Regions from separate parts of the Homo sapiens genome. Here region 1 is linked to region 2. A link is a loop called in an ENCODE intact Hi-C map of the cell type or tissue named here. Cell type or tissue: ascending aorta. All regions are shown on one strand. Each heading gives the region's core, and the rest is flanking DNA. Links, peaks and the distances in the headings are about the cores only. Region 1 has its middle 16 kb from the start of LINC01490. Region 2 overlaps PTPRQ (protein tyrosine phosphatase receptor type Q).

Evidence for each region. Hi-C counts contacts between places; a loop is a spot of excess contacts. Peaks named below come from ENCODE experiments on the same cell type or tissue, not always from the same donor. Only the 100,000 strongest peaks of a DNase experiment are listed, where the experiment ranks them.
Region 1: a loop joins it to region 2, with 2.6 times the contacts of the local background. A loop is called at or near these places in 4 of 110 quality-filtered maps.

The regions. Positions count from the first base shown.
Region 1 is chr12:80,774,870-80,783,216 of GRCh38, forward strand. No RefSeq gene overlaps it. Among named protein-coding and RNA genes, the nearest start is that of LINC01490, 16 kb to the left of the region's middle. RefSeq lists enhancers at 2,852-4,051, 3,296-3,525. In ascending aorta, for the core only: no CTCF peak of the experiment used is centred there; a DNase peak (open chromatin) is centred at 3,472; H3K27ac peaks cover 2,159 bases.
Region 2 is chr12:80,622,665-80,631,011 of GRCh38, forward strand. All of the region lies in intron 33 of PTPRQ (protein tyrosine phosphatase receptor type Q), which reads left to right. All of the region lies in intron 1 of LOC105369867 (a long non-coding RNA gene), which reads right to left. Among named protein-coding and RNA genes, the nearest start is that of MYF6, 81 kb to the right of the region's middle. In ascending aorta, for the core only: no CTCF peak of the experiment used is centred there; no DNase peak of the experiment used is centred there; H3K27ac peaks cover 1,786 bases.

The DNA.
Region 1 (8,347 bases), core at 120-8,119, 150 kb after region 2:
CCCAAGTAGCTGGGATTAAAGGGGCCTGCCACTACGCCCAGCTAATTTTTTGTATTTTTAGGAGAGACGGGGTTTCAGTATGTTGGCCAGGCTGGGTCTCGAACTCCTGACCTCATGATCTGCCCACCTCGGCCTCCCAAAGTGCTAGGATTACAGGTGTTAGCCACCATGCCTGGCCTGGTTATATCTTCTGTTTCTAACTCCTTGAGGTGCATTGTTAGATTGTTAGTTTGTAATCTTTCTGCTTTTTTGATGTAGGCATTTATTGTTATAAACTTTCCTCCTAGCACCTCTTTTACTGTATCACACAGGTTCTGGTATGTTGTGTTTCCATATTTATTTGTCTCCAGAAATTTTTTGATTTCCATCTTAATTTCTTTATTGACCCAATTGTCATTCAAAAACATGTTGCTTAATTTTCATGTATGTGTACAGTTTCCAGAGTTCCTCTTGGTATTAATTTCTGGTTTTATTCCATTGTAGTCTGAGAGGTTACTTGACATGATTTTAAGTTTTTAAATTTGTTGAGACTGATTTTGTAGCCTAACATATGGTCTATCCTGGAGAATGCTCCATGCGCCAAAGAAAAGAATGTATATTCTTCAGTTGTTGGATAGAATGTTCTCTAAACATCTGTTAGGTCCATTTGGTCTAAAGTTTAGTTTAAATCCAATGTTTCTTTGTTGATTTTCTGTCTAGATGCTAATGCTAATGCTGAGAGTGAAGTACTGAAGTTTCCCCACTCTAATTATATTCCAGTCTATCTCTCTCTTTAGAGCTAGTAATATTTATTATGAATCTGGGTGATCCAGTGTTAACCCTACTAAATTTTTCTGATAGTTTATCTTTAAGCTCCTCTCCTTCACATGGGTTGGGCTGGGCAAGAGTGAAGGTGGACATAGAAAAACCTCTCCCAAAAACATCATTTCTTACACTTTTATTTCTCTGTTGATCTGATATATGGAAGAGGAAGGGTGCTTTGAATTGAATGGGCCCAGTGCTATTATTTTTAGATAGTATAGGGATGATATGGTTTGACTCTGTGTCCCCACTGAAATCTTATCTCAAATTGTAATCCCCATAATCCCTATGTGTCAAGGACAGGTCCAGGTGGAGGTAATTGGATCATGGGGGTAGTTTCTCCCATGCTGTTCTCATGATAGTGAGTGAGTTCTTGTGAGATCTGATGGTTTTATAAGCATCTGGCATTTCCCCTACACATACTCACTCCGCCTTGCTGCCATGTAAAGAAGGTGACTGCTTCTCGTTTGCCTTCTGCCATGATTGTAAGTTTCCTGAGGCCTCCCCAGCAATCCATAACTATGAGTCAATTAAACCTCTTCCCTTTGTCAATTATCCAGTCTCAAGTATTTCTTCCTAGCCGAGTGAGAACAGACTAATATAATGGCTTTCTTTAGAGTATGGGAATATGCAGTTAACTTCTATTTCATCTTCAAATCTTAGCTATAATTCTGGCCCAATAAAAACATATTACTCTCATATGTAAACATGAGATCTTATAACATATAATATCATATCATATTTGCCTCAGTAGATTGCAATTGGATTGAAAGAAGAAAGTCAAAACTATCCTATTATTTGTCACATTCTACATAGGCAGCTGGGAACTTAAGCAGTGACTATGCTGGGTAGCTTAACTTCTAATGAGGAGCAACAGCCCAGGGTGCAGGGAATTCCTAACTTTAGACCCAGCTAGGTTTCCTTTACTATTAGTAAACCCTGCCTAAACGTTCATATGCAGGTAGTCTGTTTCTCTGAAATAAAGGATATCACAATAATTAAAATCTGTTAATATATGTGAAGTTCTTAGAACAGCACTTGACACATAGTAAGTACAAATATAATGAATTCTTATAATTGTATGTTGCTTCAACATCCATTTTGAATGTAAATGGCTTGACTTTCCATATTCAATGAGTTAATAGGTTTGACTTCCTCATACAAGAGGCAGAGCTTAGTCACCCTTGACAGAGTTTTCAGTTCTCCACCTCTTCCCAGTTTTTCAAGGTGTTTCATTCAGATATCTGTCTCATTAACTGCCTCCTGGTGACTACTTCCCTACGAGATAGTTACATTCAACCTACTTGCTCTACCCACTCCCACATGTGGCATGTGCTTTGTAGATAGGCCACAGTGACCACCTTTCAGTCACTGCAGGACTGCATCAAACTGCCCACTTGCTCTTAAACCCACCAGTTGTAACTCCCCACCGGAAATCTACCTAGGAAATGGCCTGAACCCCAATAAAGTCTTTGGACCTCAGGTCTCTTACTCTATCTCTCTTGCTCCCCACTTGACAGTTGAGTGTGTGTCCTGGACTCCCTCCTTCCTGTCGGTCCTGAAAAATGTGCTGCTCTCTTCTCTCTAGGGTATATGTGAGTAATAAAACTGCTTCTATTATTCCATGTGATATAGTTTGGCTGTGTCCCTACCCAAATTTCATCTTGAATTGTAGCTCCCACAATTCCCACATGTTGTGGGAGGGACCCAGTGGGAGGTAATTGAATCTTGGGGGTGGGTCTTTCCTGTGCTGTTCTCGTGATAGTGAATAAGTCTCACGAGATCTGATGGTTTTAAAAAGGGGAGTTTCCCTGCACAAGCTCTCTCTTTGCCTGCTGTCATCCATGTAAGGCGTGACTTGTTCCTCCTTGCCTTCCATCATAATTGTGAGGCCTCCCATCCATGTGGAACTGTGAGTCCATTAAACATCTACCCTGTATAAGTTACCCAGTCTCTGGTATGTCTTTATTAGCAGTGTGAAAACGGATTAATATACCATGTGTTTTGTTGTGCTGCCTCTTCTGCATCTCACACGACCAACATACCCGAACCTAACTTCTTTTCCAGTCAGGGCTCTCCTACAGAGTGGCTATCTTGGTAGGAATAAACTATTCACAGGTCTGGTGAGAGTCACAAGGGCATTTGCCAGTGTAAATAAGTTTCCTGTGAGAAGAACAATTGGACACGGGTCAGACACTTTAGCAAGTTAAGTATTCTGACAAAAGATAAAGGTCAGGATAAAAATGAAATTAGAGAAAAAAAATACAACTCAATAAATGTTAGCTGTTAAGTATAGCTTTGTCTACCCAAAATACTTCTCTAATTATCTTATTTCGGTAAAACACTGTTGTAGATTGCAAAAGCAGCCCAATTTTCTGTTCCTCTGTGTATAAATGCCTTTTACAATGATCAAGAGGTAGAGACTTTTCCCCCAGTTGCTGACTCTGGGCTGGGCTAGTGACTTGTTTTGGCCAATAGAATGTGATAGAAATTACATTTTGCCTGTCTGAGCCTAACTCTCAGAAGGTCTTGTGGACTTTTGCTCTCTCTTGAGATTTTTTCCTCTATTATGAGAACAAGCCCAAACTAGCCTACTGAGGGTAATAGACCATGGGGAAAAAAGCTGAGTCACTTCAATTGGAAGTCAGCCAACCCCAGAAACAGAGCTGCTTAGCTGATGTTCAATTGATTACAGGCACATGGGGAGGCCCAGCCAGTCAAACCCAGAACAGCCCGGCTGAGCTCAGCCTAATTCTGTGACTTTCAGGATGAGTAACAAAATAAATGATTCTTATTTTAAGTCAAAATTTTGGAGAGCAATCTTCCTCTTGTCAATGTCTATCTCAGTGCTATTTCAGACTCCTTTCGTACTGTCAAATCTCACTCAACTTTTAGCATCTATTTCAATTGGCATCTCTTCCAAGAAGATTTTTCTAATTTCCTCAAGTGATGTGTTATCTCCCCTATAATTGAACCCCATTTTGATATTTGTGTCCCTTTTTAGCTTTTTTTTTAACTTGTTTTCTATTAGAGGTGTTAGTGTCCTACTCATCTTGCTTTTCCTACAGCTAGTAAGTGGACATCCAGGAGGTACAAGGATATATCCCAGACCTGGCCAGTCATGCTACCATTTCCCATAATAATCTCCTTAAGAAGTGAGCACCAGACCCAAGTCATTCAGATACTACCTGTAAGATATAGGCACTGAGGGAAAGAGTCTGGTTTTTCTTTTAGATGAAGAGCTATAAGAATGGAATCGAGACTAGGAGAGGAACATCCAAAGGAGAGAAAATGACTGCAGTGGGAGAGAACAAGAGCTACGATCAAAAAGAGGAGAGACAAGCAGCACTGAGGAAGACAGAAGGGTAAGAAGAGGTAAGAATTCTATCAACACTGAGATACTGAGACCTGGATCTGTCCTGTTTTGGAAGTAATTGATTCTCTCTCTCTTTTTTTTTTCTTCTCAAGCTCAAGTGAGTTGTGTTTTGGTTAATTGCAAAAAGAAAAGAATCCTAAGCTTCTTGTGAACTGAGGCAGGTTAATATGAATGATTCTCCAGTGCTATATCACCTATAGATATGTTGACTACATAATGTATTATCTATATTGGGACACTTCTGAGAGCAAAATGGAGTGCTAGTAATAATTATTCTGAAAAACCTAGTGCTAAATGAGACTGTCTCTTTGGGTTTCCCAGAAAAAAATCAGAAAAGCTGGATCTTCAAAGCTGAGGATTAGATGCTGGATTGTTGTGTTACAAAAATCCAGGTCTAGACCTTCTATGGGTCCCTTCTTTGTAGCAGACAGTCAGCCTCTCACCCTTACAACCCTATTATCTACAAAAATACAGCTAATAAACAAAAACTCACAGGAAGCAAAGATTTATGGAACAGGTAGCAATTAAACTCTTTGGAACTACGTTGTGTTTGTGTGGGATAGTTCTTGAATTTGTGTTTGTAATCACTATAACTTAAAGGAAGAAAAAAATTAGGTATTAGTTCTCATGTATGATAATTTTCCTTCAAGATATTATGTTTTCTATCCTTGGTGTCGGGGAGGCAGTAGAAGTAGCAAATTAATATAATGTTTAAGTTAGTTGTTGAATATATATGGTATATAAAAGTTAAAACTCAGATAAAACTTTGTGTTAGCAACACAGATGAACACAATGTGGGCTAAAGCTGAAGAAATGTTTTGATTTCGATGATCACCTTTTATCTTCCTCTATAGGCTACAGCTGAGACAACAGTAATTAATCTCACAATCTCCTGTACCTGATATAATGGCTTAGGGGCAGAGGAGAACTACTGTAGTGTAAGTGGGGCTTGTGTTCTGATGGGCAATGGCAATAGGCAGGACCATTAATACAGACTCAGGCATATGGAAGTAGTATTATTGTGCCCACCTTGCTAATTTAAAACTCACTTTACACTTTAGAATTTCTCCCATGAAATAAGCAACGAAATATGTATCTACAGTAAAGTCATTTGGTGGGGGGATTGGGTATTTAATATTAATATGGTTAATATTTACATTAACCTCTACATTCATCCTGAGGATAAGAATAAGATCAGAACAACCAGGGAATAAGAGATAAGGATGACCACTTTTATCTTTACATTCTTTATCTCCTCTTTGTAGAAATAATAATAATAATAATTAAAGCTCTTTTCTTTCTTAGAAGTGTGTGGTGTTGAGTTCTCAACCCAGATGAACTTTGTGAGTGAGCTATAGAGAACTGAGATAGACCCAAGATAATCCAGCAGCCATTCTATAAAGTTGAGAGGTGAAAGAAAATTTCTTTTAAGTAATATTAAGTACCCACTTGGTAGGTAATTACTATAGGAGAAATTAAAATGACAAAGACACAAATGGGTCCACTACAAGACAAGCTAAGAAAAATGCTAAAGAGGGGTTACAAATAACAAATATCACAGTGGGGTTTGATGATGGAATAGATAACGTCACGTCTGAAAAAAATTAGAAAAACCTCCTTGGAAAAGAAGCTATTTGAAATGGGCCTTTTATGTTGGGGATTTTTTTCTGAGGAATGAAAGAGGCATTTCAGGAATAATCAAAATCTAAGAAGAAAGAAAGTTTGGGACAGTTTCCAGGAATAGGTAGTGGTCAATTTCGACTGCAAGATTAATAAGGCTAGAAAAGCAGTGCCATTTAGTAGGGAAATACACATTCCAAACCATATTACTCCCTAATGTTAGTTAGCATGTTAGCCTATCACTGAACTTTGCTCAGTCCCTCATCCCCTCATCGCACACACACACACACACACACACACCACATTCTCAGCAAATACTTTGAAATTTGTTGGTCATAATCTGATGTAGTCATGGTAGATATTTTGTACTGTAGAGCTGTGCTAGTTGTTAAGTTTAGCCTAAAGCTGCCTCCTTACATATTTAAAATTCAGCCTAAAGATTTCTCCATACACAGTGAACTATAACCTAACCTAAATTGACATGTAAACACACTGTAACCTACTCTTATGGCAATCATCAAGTTCCATCTATTAAAACTATGTTCAAATAGGGTAAATGCTGAGCTGTACATGATCTGGCTGTTCCTGTACCTCACTTCCATTTTCTGTAGGTCATTTTCCTTATTCTGCCCCTAAGTCTTCTTCCATCACACAGCTGTGCTGGAGTCTCTCTAAGCCTACTCTTGCTTGGGAGGCTGCTCAATTCCTGAAATATTCTTTGTTCAATTGAACTCTATCAAATTTGATTTGTCTAAGGTTTTTTTCTGTTTACAGATGATGTCAGAAGTGGGATCCAAAGAAAAGCTTCCAGTGACCCCCAGGAGCACTGAGTGACCAAGCAAGGTACCTGCTGGGCCCATTGTATCCATTGTCTTCTTGTTGAAACTGGGGATTATTGGTTAGTTCTCCCTTGAATTCTGAAGCCCCACAGATTTGTGTTTTGAGGCATTCTGAGTTTGAGCAAATTTCTGATCCAAACTGGGTTGGAAGTTGCAGCATAAATTCGGCTGGGCCCAGAATCAGATTGGCTCTGTTAATTAACTGAATTGGATCTAGTTAGAGGTCTTAGGTGTCTGACTGGCTCAGAGAGAAACTAGGATTAAATGGTTATACTACAGGGGATGCAAACTTCAGCTTTCATACATTTACAGAGATTTTTGTCAATTTTTCCTGGGCATTTGGGTATGGAAAAATTATTAAGTTGATCAAGGAGATCTGAGAGTCAAAGCCAAGATTCAGAGTAAAAATGGGATCCTTAATTTCTTAAGAACTGAGTAATCTACCTTCCAGCTATGCCTACATTTACACATGAAAAGTATTAGGCCCCAGAAGCAGCAAATGGTTATAGAAATGGCAAAATCTTACTAAAGATAGTTTAAAATTAGAGTGGAACATTCCAAGTGAACAACATTGCACTTTAAGAAGTGCATTTGAAAGTGAGGGCCCCCTAATTAGTCTCATCCACGGAGGAGTCTTTTTTTATTTATTTTTTAAACAAGAAAAGACTTTTGCTTAAGGCAAATAAAAAGCTCAAGCAACTAATTGAGAAGAAAAATGGAAACTGCTAACATTTTCACTTAGTTACTATGATGGTTAATACTGAGTATCAACTTGATTGGATTGATCCTGGGTATGTCTGTGAGGGTGTTGCCAAAGAAAATTAACATTTGAGTTAGTGAGCTGGGAAAGGCAGACCCATCCTTAATCTGCGTGGGCACCATCTAATCAGCTGCCAGAATGGCTAGAATATAAAGCAGGCAGAAAAAACAAAAAACAAAAAACAAACAAACAAAAAAAAAAAATGTGAAAAGACTAGACTGGCCTAGCCTCCCAGCCTACATCTTTCTCCCATGCTGGACCCTTCTTGTCCTTGAACATTGGACTACAAGTTCTTCAGTTTTGGGGACTCAAACTGGCTTTCCTTGCTCCTCAGCTTGCAGACGGCCTATTGTGTGACCTTGTGATCATGTGAATTAATACTTAGTAAACTCTCATACACAAACACACACACACACACACACACACACACACACACACACACACATATTCTATTAGTTCTGTCCCTCTAGAGAACCCTGATTAAGGCCGTTACTATTCCATCCCAAAGGTGAAAAGAAAGCTATCCTAGATAATGTCTTTAGAAAAAGAAGATACTCAGTAAAGTAGGCTTGCTTCTTTTTCAGATCTATCCATACTGAGTTCAGGTATAGAGAATGCTTTCTTTGTCCTATTCCTTAATGTACTCCACCCCGAACTCAGTAATTTTAGCTAAGAAAGAGCAGCTGAATTAAAAAGATCATCTATCAAACTAAAACACACCTACCTGGCACTTAACCAGCTATCTTGAAAGACGTTTGTAAAAGCAATTTACATCTATAAAGGAAATCTCCATTTGTAAGAGCTCTGTCTATGTACATTAGAAACTCTTAACCATTGTTTTAGGTATGACAATTCTTTCATGAGCGTCCCTGTGAAGAGACCACCAAACAGGCTTTGTGTGAGCAACATGGCTGTTTATTTCACCTGGGTGCAGGCGGGCTGAGTTCGAAA
Region 2 (8,347 bases), core at 278-8,277:
TTACAGAACAGGATTTCATAACATTACATTACAAATATGGGATTTAGACCTGGGTTCAAATCTTGGCTCTGTCACTTGAGAAAATAATTTAATTTCTATAAATCTGAGTTTCCTTTGTTGGGAAAATATTGATAAGAGTATCATCCTTGAGGGGTTGTTGAAGTTTTGTGTAAAACAACATATATAAATATATTAATATTTTATAGTTAGTAAATTTTTAAAGTTTAATAGCTTTTTTGGATAGGTTATAATAAAATATTTTAGAAACATTTTTATTTAGGAGAAATTATTTCTCTAGAATTTCACTGAGAGGATCACAACATTCTACATTGTTTGTGCCAGGCCCTCAAAAGCCCCAGTTTATTCGTCTTAAAGAATTGCATGAACAGGGTATTTCTGGGGCACCACTTGAAAATGTAAGACTTCATGTGTTGCCCAGATCCTGGCGAGCTGTTGCTCAGTGTATCTTGAACTGCTAATAGACTTCAGTGAGAGTTATGACTGGAGAAAGACGGATTGTCCCACCATTTTTAGCCAGAAATTCTCATTGGGTTATGGAAATACTAATTGTATAAAAAGCCAGCCTCCACAGCCTCTACATGTAGTCAAGGAAACTTTGCATCTTGAAGAAATAGAGGGGGCATGTAGTTTGCTACATAGATGTTTGTAGAGAAATAACAAATTTCTTTGGCTAAAATGTTTGTTTAATTTTATACAAATCATTGGTTTGATTAATTTTACCCAATAATTTCATCATTTTAAAGCTAGCTGATTAGTTTTGTGGTTTTGAAATTGTATCAAGTGTTTCTTCATTTGATAGGTGAGTCTATCACACTCTGATGCCACCACAGTAAAATAAATGTCTTCTTGTCATCAGCATAATTTCCTATAGGTTACAGCATTCATAAGCCATTACTTCAGCTAAGTAGTGATCCTGGTGCATTTGCCAATGGAAGGTAAAAGACCTAGACAAGATAGATAACCCATGTGTCTTAGGAGATAATATTTTATAGGAGCAGTGCTGAAAGGAGCTAGCCTTGCTGTATTGTATGATGTTGTCTTTCATCAACTTACTGGTTTCATACAGATTATTCATGGGAAGGCAACATGTTCCGTCAGTTATCTGAGAGGCAAAGTTGAGACATTCAGGGTAATGGAAATGAGAAAGAAAAGCTATAAAAGGGGGGGAGCGCCAAGCATCAGGAACCACAGTGCACAGGAGCATGATTCCTTAGATTCTGCTAAATGGCTTCTCTCTGCCCAATGATGGCCTCATCCAGCACTATAAGTAATCTCAAAGAGCTCCTCAGCAATGGTCTTCTCTTTCTTCTTTCCACTCACAGTCAAGGTGGTGGAATACAACCATTAATCCTGGAATGTAGCAGAAATACACAGTCAGGTTTTTGATTCCTTCTTTGGAAGTATAACCACTGCCACCCCAATCATCTAGGTATGAATCTTTGTGTGCTCTGGAAACAGAAGGAGTCTACAGTGAGTAAAAGATGTGTAATGAAGGACAGAGCACAGGATCCTGCCAAGACTAAGGAAGGAGGGACTGGTGAAATGTAGACTGGACACAATATATAGAAAGGCACTGGGCTGCTGAGGGATAGTGACAAGGAAGGGTCCTATGTGTCTATGATCAAATTACTCAGAGTTCAGTGTATTTTTTGTAGACCAGTGACATGATGACAGTCTTTTAGGTTGCTCCTTAGAGTGATCTTCCAGGGACTCTCTCCTGAGATACAGCAGCTTTGTTAATTGGCCTTTGCCCTACAGTGCTTATTCTGGATTGACCACATGGAGTTCTGCTATTTAGATAGTCATTTATAGCGAGTAAGACAGTGACAAGTGGAATCAAAGGAACTTGCTTGGTTTGTAATCGTTAGTTGTAGTGAAATGAGAATGCACCCCTGGAGCAGAATTCCTCAATGACTAGCAAAGCAGCCCAGCCATTTCTCTGGTTAATGGATTTAACACCATCAATTACTGTTGTCATATTTGCTTTCTACCAGACTATTGAGTGTCGTGGTTCTATGGAGATTAGAGTCACTTTCATAGGTCAAGAAACAAACAACATCCCCTAGAAGTGGTCCTGGTCCATTTGACATTGATAGAACGCTGTAGATCAGGGGTGTCCAATCTATTGGCTTTTCTAGGCCACATTGGAATAAGAAGAATTGTCTTGGACTACATATAAAATACATCAACACTAACAATAGCCGATGAACCAAAAAAAATTGTAAAACCATATCCTAATGTTTTAAGAAAGTTTACAAATTTCTGTTGGCCCACGTCCAAAGTTGTCCTGGGCCACATGCAGCCCATGAGCTGCGAGTTGGACAAGCTCGCCACAGATTCAAAAGAGTTCTTAGTAAAAGAACATTGCCAGGGAAGAAACTCTAGAAGAACTCAAAAAGAAAACAAAGTTGATCAATTCTCCAATGGTTAGTGGCAAGAATGGTTTCATGGTTGTGAGAATGAAGGCAGGCAAATAATAAAGTGCATTCATATAATACCCCTGGTGTCATCAGAAGATGACAAAGGGTGATTGAGTCCTTTTTTTCTCTCAAATATGTCATGTGTTGGGATATATGAATCATTTGCAGCAGGCTAGGGACTCAAACATTCCTGGTAAGCTGCTGAAGACATATGTGTGCATGTAATCCCAGACTACAGAGAGAAGTCTAGGTCCCATCAAGGTCATCCACCCACCAGGGGATAAGCATTCATTCACTGGTATTTTGCACACCACAGGCAATGAGCACTAAGCCGAGTTGCCTGTCTGTTGAAACTTTGGGATTTAAGAGCTTTTGCACGACTCTGTTTCCACAGACCATTGTAGTGGTAATTATGCCTCTCAGAGACGTTATTATTTGGAGTTTAAAATTAGGGGCAAAAGAATCACCATAGACTGATAATCTTAAAAATGTTTAAGTTTAGTGAAAGGGACTAATGAAAGTACAAGTGAGAGATGGCCAGGTAGAACTTCACTGGATGGATAAGTATGAGTCTGTGGAAGAGCAGTTTGCATTTAGGGAAACCTTTCTGGCCTGTAGGGATAAACAGGGAAGATAACGTATGCATTATTTTAATCCTAAATAAATACTTGAAACTTATTTGATTTCGTTTTTACTCAAGATTGAGTATTGGCATTTTTATTATCAAAATTCACAAAAAACCCTCTTAAACTTTTTGAAAAAATCTTCCCTAGGCACATCAGTTTATGGAAAGTGCTTGTAGGCAATGTTTTGATTACAAGGTTTAATTATAGAGGGATCCTGTGATTTGAAAACCAGACACCCGTTTCTGTACCTTACAGGGCTCTCATTAAAGCTGAACATGATGAAATCTTAAACCCCATGGCAAAGGCACTCTGTGATTGTTTTCTTTTGTCATAACACTTCTCATTTAATTACTATGCTAACAATGAAAAGTTCCAATGTGCTCACTTAGATTCAGAAATAGGGAGTTGCTATGTATCTTTTGCATCCAAAGGATTACTTCCCTAAAGTCACCAGAGGAACAGAGGAAGATTGTATTTTGTTAACGAGACAGTGGTAATGTGGTGGTGAACCTCACATACTCTGTAGTCAAGACAGACGTATTTCAGGCAGGCTTGGTATATATTGAATTTATGAGATTGTGGGTTAGTTACTTAAAAAATTATTTTTAAGTTCTGAAATCTTATTTCTAAAATGAGAATACTAATACTCATTTTAGAAGCTAACTAGGAGATTAAATCAGATGAATAAAATGGATGAATAAATATGAAATGTTTGTTAATAAAGATACCTGTCATTGTTTATGTACCAAGTCTTTAAGGGGTTTTACATATAAACTCATGCATCTTCACTGCAACTCTGTAACAACACCTCCTATTTACATAGCGCCAATTTCTAGGTAAGAAGTTTGAAGCATTGTGTTTTTTACTAACTTGACCAAGCTTTTTAACCATCCCAAAGGTGGTGGCAGAACCTGCTTTCAGACCCAGGCAGCGTGACCTCAGTCAGTGCTGTACTTGTAACCACTGCACACACTACCTGCAAATCACTAAGTCCCCAAGTAGCCCCCAGTTCATTACTATGGGTGATGTTTCTGCTCCCACAACCTATCTTTGCTGTACCATTTTCTCTTCTTGATAGTTTTAATTATTTCTAGCAGCTCTCTTTTCTCACACTTTGTCTTGGCTTTTGAGGTTAGTGTTCACAGATAAGCATGTGTTGCTTTTGTGTTTAGAGATATGGTTTCTTTTTATTTTTTTAACACCGAATAATGTGACTTTTCTCACACCCTAGCAAACACTTTATTAGCTACCTTTAAATTTTTTCCTGTCTGTATGGATGAAAATGATGTTCATCCCAATGGGGTGTTTTAATCTATATGTTTAAAATTTTATTGAATATTGACAAATTATACACGTATATATTTATGGGGAACAGAGTGATGCCATGATATATGTATACCATGTGCAATTATTGAATCAAGTTAATTAACAAATCCATCACCTCAAGCACTTATCATTTATTCCTCCTATCTAACTCTATTTCTTGACTTATGGAATTGAGTAACTTTTAGTAAATTATTTGCTCAGTGTTTGAATACCCTAGGTGACTAGCACTGGGCCAAAAGAGAAGATGAACTCCCTATACTTTAGTCCTGTTATAAGAACTCAATTTTTATAATAATAATAATAATAATAATAATAATAATAATAAAGAAGGAGGAAGAGGAGGAGGAGGAGGAAGGGGAGGAGGAGAAGAAGGAGAGGGAGAAATAAGGAGGAAAAGACTTTCCATTTTATATGCATCTTTATCAGGAGCCAGGCATTGTACTATGAGCTTTATATCTAATTGAATTCAAGTTTCTCCTTAGAGAATAGGCTTAAAAACAGACTTAAAAAGTTGGATACATATGCTGAATTTAAATAATGATAACTTCAGTCAGAAGATAATACTTATGAAAAATTAGTGCTTTAGAATTATGATTTGCCAAATTATAGTAGTACAATTTATTATGTAAACAGACCAATTTAATGTGATTTGTCACAGGATTTTAAGTCTAGTCAGAAATGACTTGCACCTACTACAAAAAGAAACATGTTTATATTTTTAAGTAAAAGAATTCCATTTTCTATTAAAGGATTTGGAGAAGTGACATCATTCTCTACTGTTAATGCTCTGTGGGTCCATGCATAACAGTGAATCAGAAAGTGTACTTGATAATCAGGGAACATTTTGTCCTCTCTTAGTGACACTTTTGTAATTCATGTGCCCAAAGGATTACATATTGTTTATTAATATATTATATGTCATTTCCTCATTTGGCCAGTGCTTTGAAATGGTAATCTAATCTAAAAAAAATTTTTTGTGTGGTCTATGAGAACATTTTTTTCCCACTGAGTTCTAAGGCCCAGTGATTCATTATTACCTAATAAAGAGGATTCTTTATTCATCTTCATGCCTCCTTTCCCAAGCATATCCAATTAGAGTCACCATGTGAAAATTCATAAATCAAACCGTTCGTATTTTAATGTATAAAAAAATGTACCTAAAATACTTTAGGTGATACATGCTGCTTTCTCATTTTTTAAATTTAGCAGGAGATTCTAGCAGACCATGAAGTGCTGATAACTGTTTTAAATTCAGTATTTATTCAAATCCACCATGCAGGATAGCCACAGGAACTCTTTTATATTGGTAACATTACATAAGTACCAATACAGGACAAAAAGATGAAGCATTAATACGTGCCTATTTTACACATTGGTAACCTATTTTGTCACTTGACTGTAATACTTTGTGCAGTAAAATTATAAATTATGTAACTTAAAATTGATTACAATTATAATTAGTAGTTGTGCTTAATAATTTTTATATTCTTATTTGGTTCAATGCCTGATCTTCAAACACGAACATTTTTAATCTTTTTCAAAATCAATATATTTGTTCATTAGTAAATTTAGCAAATATTTATTTAATATTTACTCTGTGCCCAGTACATCTCTCAGACCGTGGAATAGTTTTGTATAAAACAAAAACCCCTGTACTCAAGGGGGCTTACATTCTGGAGGAAAGGACAGAGAATAAATAGTAAGAATAATAAATAAGTGATTTATATGTTAAAATAAGATAAAGTTATGGAGGAAAAAAGTAGAACAGAGGGAAGAAGGAGGGGGAGGAGGAGGCAGAAAATGCAGGGAGTTGTGTCTTTCAATTTTAAATAGTGTGCTGTGTTAGTCTGCTCAGGCTGCCATCACAAAATATCATAGATGGGGTGTGTTAAACAATAGAAGTTTATTTCCTCACAGTCCAGAAGGCTAGAAATCTAGGATCAAGTTTCCTGCCCATTTGGTATCAGGTGAGGGCTCTCTTTCTGGCTTACAGATGGTTGCCTTCTTGCAGTGTTCTTACATGGCCTTTCCTTGGTGCATGGATGGAGATAGAGAAAATATGGTGGGGGGAGGAGGAGGAGAAAGGAGTGAGTGGCACACACACACACACACACACAGAGAGAGAGAAAGAGAGAGAGAGAGATGGAGAACAAGCTCTCTGTGTCTCTTCTTATAAGTCACTAATCCCATCAGATCGGGGCCTCACCCTATGGCCTCATTTAACTGTAATTCCTTTCTTACTCCAAATACAGCCACACTGGGGATTAGGGCTTCAACATATTAATTTGGGGGAAACACATGTATTCAGCCCATAATATATGATCATTGAGAAGGTATTTCAGCAAACCTTTAAAGGAAGTGAAGTGGCTACCCAGAAAGATATACAAGGCATACACACCTTTGCAGGCAGAGGAAGAAGCTGCTGCAAAAGCCATGTGTCAACAATGGCCTTGTGTTATTCATCAATAAGGAGGCTAATCTGGCTCCCTAGGAGTGAGCAAGCAAGGTGGGGACTGGAAGGGAAATCAGAGGGGTAACAGGGGACCAGACAGTTAATGAGGGACCAGATCACACATGCCACTGGAAGGATATGGGCTTTTCTCAGTGGGAGATGAGGAGGATTTTAAGCAGAGAAATAATGTTTTAAAACGATTGTCCTTGCTTGTATGTTGAAAATAGGTGGAACAAGGACAAAGGTGGATACAGGCAGACTTGCTAAGTTTTTAATTCATGCAAGACAGGATGGTGGCCTAGATCAGATTATCAGCAGCAAAGGTGGAGCAAAGTGAATGGAACATACATAAAACTAGAAAAAATGGTGTCATGAACCCCCAAATACCTACTAACTCAATTTAATAATAATTAACATTTGGCCACATTTGTTTTATTTAGACATTGTTCACTTATTTCTGAAGTAAAGTAAGTCACATAACGCATATTCCACTCCTAAATACTTTAGTATGTTTCTCTAATAAGTACATTTTTATTATATTGCTGTGATTAAACTTAACAATAAATTATTGATATTATTTAAGCTACTTGTATATACGTTTTCAAATCAGTCTTTGATTTTTTTCTTTAAAGTTAATTTATTTGAATCAGGATCCAAATAGGAATTTACACATTATCTTTGATTGTTCTGTTTCTTCTATTATTTTTTTAAAGAGCCTTCTTTTCTCCTTTCCTTCCCCCCTATGTCATAGACTCCCTGAAGCAATCAGATAGGTTGTCACGTAGGAAGTCCCATATTTTGGATCTGTCTGGTGGTTTTCTCTTGATGTCCTTTAATTTTTTTTCTTTCCACCACTTTCTTATAAATTAGAAATAAGATCTAAAGCTTTGAGTATTCGCAGTCAACATTTTTGTCAGAAGTACTTTATAGGTCTTGCTCACTAGATCAAAATACCTTCCATCAGGAAGTGTAGAATATCTGATTGTTACACGTGATGCTAAAATTGATCAGTAGGCTTGGTGGCAGCAACAGCATGATCCTTCATTGGAAAGTTGGTTTTGACCACTTATAACAAGCGTATAATCTATACAGCGATATTTTGTCATCCTGTAAATGTCCAATTCCCCATTAACTTTCCTCCTAATCATTTTAGAATACATTTATGTTTGTTACCTGAATCAACTATTTCGTTAGAAATACTGATTATTAATTTTTTTTTATTTTGAGCTGGTGTTTTGCTCTTGTTACCCAGGCTGGAGTGCAGTGGCACGATGTCGGCTCACTGCAACCTCCACCTTCCGATTTCAAGCTATTCTCCTGCCTCAGCCTACCGAGTAGCTGGGATTACAGGCGCCTGCCACCACGCCCAGCTAATTTTTGTATTTTTAGTAGAGACGGGGTTTCACCATGTTGGCCAGGTTGTCTCGAACTCCTAACCTTGGGATCTGCCTGCCTCGGCTTCCCAAAGTGCTGGGATTATAGGCATGAGCCACCGTGCCCAG